Linked DNA regions of Homo sapiens: region 1 is linked to region 2. A link is a loop called in an ENCODE intact Hi-C map of the cell type or tissue named here. Cell type or tissue: gastrocnemius medialis. All regions are shown on one strand.

Region 1 (2,500 bases), 250 kb after region 2:
CCATTCTCTCTCTTTAGCAAGAATTATATAAGGGCCTAATTAAAGTTTTAGCTTACTGAAAGATTTTTAATGTTTTTTGCACCCTTAAAACTTTAGAAAGCAATTTCTGTGAGGAATTAATACTTAAAAATTGAATACTTTGTGTTTTATTAAATAATTGTGGATTCATTAAGAAACATTTTCTAAAAGGAACTTAGTATAGAAGAGATACAAGTTTTATACTTGTTCTAAGGCTGATCCTACAGGATAACAGTAAGGAAATTGCTAATCTCATTACTTCAGTGATTTTTAAAATCCCACATCATTAGGGGCATAGACCATTGGTGTTTTTACATTATTGGCCATCTTATAATTACTACTATTGAGAGCCTCTTCTAAGTCAGACATTAACCAACTACCTTACTTATATTACCTCATTTAATTCTCCCCATGCTCTAGTAGTTATCATCACCATTTTACAGATGTAGAAACTGAAGCTCATTATTGTTAATAATAGATCACATTTTGCTATATTTTACCTTTTCACTTTGCATTCATCACCCCATGTAATAATCATAACAATCCTTTGAAGTAGGTATAATTATTTTCACTCGTATTTTACAGAAGAGGAAATTGAGGCTCAAAGAGTTTATGTTATTTGCTCACGATCACAAAGCTAAGAAATAGTGAAGGTCCTCGCTCTTAGTCTCTGGTTATAGTGTTCCTGGAAAGGGAAGGAGGATGACAGCCAACCTGTAATGCAAAGTATGACTTCTTCCCCACCCCCAGAGAAGATAGGGGCGGAGGTGAGGTAAGTCATGATTAGCGACCTTCAAAATGTTCAGACATTTCCCAAGAAAAAGGAAGTTGATCTCTTCAGTGTGGCCTCAAGAGGGCAGAACTAGCATCCCTGAATCCTTAATCCCACTCTCACCGAGGGAGGAATTCTAACAAAACAGCTAATAAGGGGTGGCTTCAGCAAGACGTGAACCTCCTTTTCACTGGCACGTGGCTCTCAGACTTTAACCTGTTTGTTGAGCACTTACGGATTGTTTTTGCAAAGCAGATACTGAAGAACCAGTTCCAGAGATTCTCGGTCAGTACGTCTGAAGCAGGGCCCTGGAAGCTGCATTTGTAAGCAAATGCTCCTGTGTGAATCTGACACAAGCAGTCCAGGATCACACAGGAGAAATACTGAAAAGGCAACAACTGGCAACCTGTATTATACGGGATGTTGGACTGCATGAGCCCTGTGTTATCGCTACAGTCTCTGAAGCCAGAACTGGGAACATAAAATCTTGATCTGCTAGGAATGTTGTAGGACTGACTCTCACAACTTCGGCAGGCTAACCACTCCATTTGAAAAAAAAGTTATATCGCCATCTGGTGGACTGCCTAAAAGTTATTCAAACTCACCCTAAAAGCACGGAATGATTTTCTCATTTAATTCGGATACACTGCACACTTCACAGACCAGGAATCAAGACTCAGAAGAGTTCAGAAGAGTGTAGGCCACATAGAGCCTGGGTCTCACACCCACCGGTTCCCAGTCTACTACTACGCATGGGCTTGATTTGCTTGCTCAATCACAAAATTTTCCAGGTTTTCCTTTGGCGGAAGATTTAAGTCCCAGACAGCTATCACAGTGAAACAAAGTTCCCAAATACTTCAGTGCAATGTTTCTCAAAGGACAGCAAGTTGCCTTAAAAATGCAGAATTCTTGGCTCCGTCATAGGCCCACTGAAATAGAATCTTTGCAGATAAGGACCAGGATTTTGAGTGGTGGCGGGTGCCTGTAGTCCCAGCTACTCGGGAGGGTGAGGCAGGAGAATGGCCTGAACCCGGGAGGCGGAGCTTGCAGTGAGCAGAGATCGCGCCACTGCCCTCCAGCCTGGGCGACAGAGCGAGACTCCATCTCAAAAAAAGAAAAGCTCCTCAGGTGATTCTGTTGCATACTAAAGTTTGAGAACCATTGCCTTTGAGAAGAAACACTCGATTTATGGATGGAAAGGAAGAAGCTTTCCATCTGCAAATTAAAAATAATCCTTATTAGTGACAACTAATACTAAATACTATTACTGAAACTAAAAGGAAATAAGATTTGCTGTTGGGAGGTAGTACTACAAATTTATTTCCAAACATATTTATCATGAAATGGATGGCTACATGATATAAACAGCTGCATGTACATTTCAGGTGGATCACGTTACACTTTAACATGTACGCACAGGAGTGTGCACACATGTACACACAGTCTCCCAAACTGCATTCCCTTGAACTAGGTAGATATGTATAGAGGCATGCCATTAGAATGTTTGTTTCCAAAGACACATATTTGGTTGAAAAAAGAAATCAGTTTAAGCCAGTTACATTTGAGGTATAACAGAAAAAATTACCCCTGTAAGAAGAAATGGAACAAAATACCACCAAAATAATTTTATTAGTGACAAATTGACAATATATATATTCATGACTTTATTATAGATAATTGTTTTGGGTTGGTGCAAAAGTAATGCAGTTT
Region 2 (2,500 bases):
ATGGCTTAATTCCTTATTACTGTGTGACAATGTAGAGTTTACCCAGGACATGCAAATCTATTTTCTTATTTGGGCCTCATCTCTACCTATAGAGTAGGCAAGGCTGGGACTAGTATTCCATTCTATAGCTATGGCCATAGGTTTGGAGAGGTCAAGTAACATCATATAATCAGGATTTCTGTGTGACCTGCTATCAGGCAGATGTAGGGTACGGCCAGGGAAACATGCTGATAAATGGTGAAAGTCTGCTCTTCCCTGGTGTTCCGAATCCCAGCCCATGGAGATCCTCTTTTCTTCCCTTTATTCCCCAAATCAGATCCGGCCTTGTCTGCCCTCTTGTGGAAGGGACTTGTAGACTCGGCTGTTCTCCCTTGGGTTCTCTGAGCTGCCTCAGGTGTGGAATTCCCTGGACAGGTCTCTTTACTTTTCCTGTGCCCTTTAATCTCCACTCGTCTTCCTTGAATGCCCCGAGCCAGATGCTCTTCCTGCCCTTCCTGAGAGTGGGAGCGACTTGCCCTTGTGCCCCAGGGTCACCTGTCTCATTAGAGGCATGTGTTACAGAGGGGCGACGAGTGTGCCTTGGAATTGCATGCAGGTGGAATACTAGCTCCACCTTTTACCAGCACTGCAACCTTGGGTAAGTCACATAAGACTCCTAGGCCTCAGTTTCCTCTGTAAAATGAAGATAGTAACACCTGCCTCAAGGGGTGGTTGTGAGGATTCAGTGATGCAATGCTTGTAAAGTAGGTTTAGCGTCGTAAACAGTGAACGTTAGCTGTTGCTCTTTAGGGGAGATTTGGGGCCAGCAGCCAGCTCTGCTGACTCCACGTGGACTCCTCTCTCCCTCGCGGAGGTTCAGGGTGCACCACCCTAGAGCCTGGAATCCACCCTCTTCCTCCTTCCCCGGTAACTTGTTGACCTTTTTGCTAAGCACAGCTCCCATCCAAGATGCCGCAGATTTCAAGTGGGCAGGCCTGTCTGTCCCCTTTCTCAAAGGGGGTGACCTTCCTTGGAGGGCTCCCCCTCACCTTGCTCCTTGGTGCTATGGTGTGCTTACAGGCCTGAGCCTGTAGGGGGCAAGCTCTGCACCCAGCCCTACCTGAAGCCACTTGGGGGTGCAGTGTGGAGGGAAAGAGAACGCTGGAAAGAGAACGCTGAGAATAGAGAGAATCTGACTCCAGGATGATGGCAGACAATGTCAGAAGTCCGGATGGGGCCTGCAGACCTTCTTCTGTTTGAGCTTCTCATCGCATTGAAGCCCAGAGAAGACGAGGGTCTTGGTGTCCATCACAGAGGGGCTTGGAGATAGAGTCGACACACACCCTCCGGACTACTGGCCTTGTCTGCTGTTTCACCCCAGCACTTGCTATTTTTTTTTTTAACCTTTAAACCTTTTTATTTTGGTATAACTAGACTTACAGAAGAGTTGCAAAAATAGTCTAGAGAGTTCCCCTATCCCCTTCCTTTACTTCCCCTAACGGCAACATCTTATAGAACCCAGGTTAAATGATCAAAACTAGGAATTAATGGCATGTACTACTTAGTAAACTACAGACTTTATTCAGATTTCACCAGATTTGCACTCATGTCCTGTCGTGTGCCAGCATGGAGTCTGGGATCCCACATTGCATTCAGTTGTCTCTTCTCCCTCATTTTCCTCTAGTCTGTGACAGTTCCTAGCTGTTCCTTGCTTTTCATGACCTTGAAACTTTTGAGTTGTACTGGCCAGTTATTTGTAGAATGTTTTTCAGTATAGACTTATTTGCTGTCACGATTGAGGCCTCACAAGTGATTGGATCTCATGAGGAGATTGAGGTTACGTGTTTTGGCAAGAATCTCACGGAGGTGACGTTCTGTGTACATCAGAGTGTGCAGAATATTTCTCAGTCCAGCAGACCAGGGGTACATGATGTCAGTGTTTTACTACTGTTAACCTTCATCACTTGGCCAAGTGCTGTCTTTCAAGTTTCTGCAATCAAGTGACCAATTTTCCCTTTGTAATTAATAAGTGTTTATTTTTGAGGAGAAACTTAGAGACTATGCAAATACTCTATTTTTTCTTAAACTTTCACTCACTGATTTTAGTGACCATTGGTGGATCTCCACCTGCAGCAGTTATTACTGTAGTAATGGAATGGTGATTTCATATTTTCCTCATTCTTCCTACACTTATTAATCAGAATTCTTTTGTAAGGAAGAGCTGTCCCTTCTCCCCCATTTATTTATTGATTCAGCTATTTTGTTCTATCAGTATGAACTCAAGAGTATTTATTTCATACTGTGACTTATAATCCAATACTATTGTGATGTATTTTGCTGTTCAAAGTGTTCCCGTTTTGGCCATAGATGTTTTTTTCAGGTTGTCTCTTGTGCCCTTTTGACATGCTCTTTTATTATTATTGTTATTAGTATTATTCATTTGAGCACTTCCTTACTTTCCATCACTATAAGATGCATCAAACTCACCTTATATTTTATCTGCTCCAGCCCCTCAAAGCAG

What was found. Peaks named below come from ENCODE experiments on the same cell type or tissue, not always from the same donor. Only the 100,000 strongest peaks of a DNase experiment are listed, where the experiment ranks them.
Region 1: a loop joins it to region 2, with 12 times the contacts of the local background. A loop is called at or near these places in 9 of 110 quality-filtered maps.

Annotation. Positions count from the first base shown.
Region 1 is chr5:150,800,100-150,802,599 of GRCh38, reverse strand. No RefSeq gene overlaps it. Among named protein-coding and RNA genes, the nearest start is that of SMIM3, 23 kb to the right of the region's middle. In gastrocnemius medialis, CTCF peaks have their summits at 1,157 and 1,371 (motif pointing left); no DNase peak of the experiment used is centred here; H3K4me3 peaks cover 750 bases; H3K27ac peaks cover 675 bases.
Region 2 is chr5:151,046,586-151,049,085 of GRCh38, reverse strand. The region is part of intron 8 of TNIP1 (TNFAIP3 interacting protein 1); the gene reads left to right. Among named protein-coding and RNA genes, the nearest start is that of GPX3, 27 kb to the right of the region's middle. RefSeq lists an enhancer at 983-1,122. In gastrocnemius medialis, a CTCF peak has its summit at 1,050 (motif pointing right); a DNase peak (open chromatin) is centred at 1,085; H3K27ac peaks cover 1,320 bases.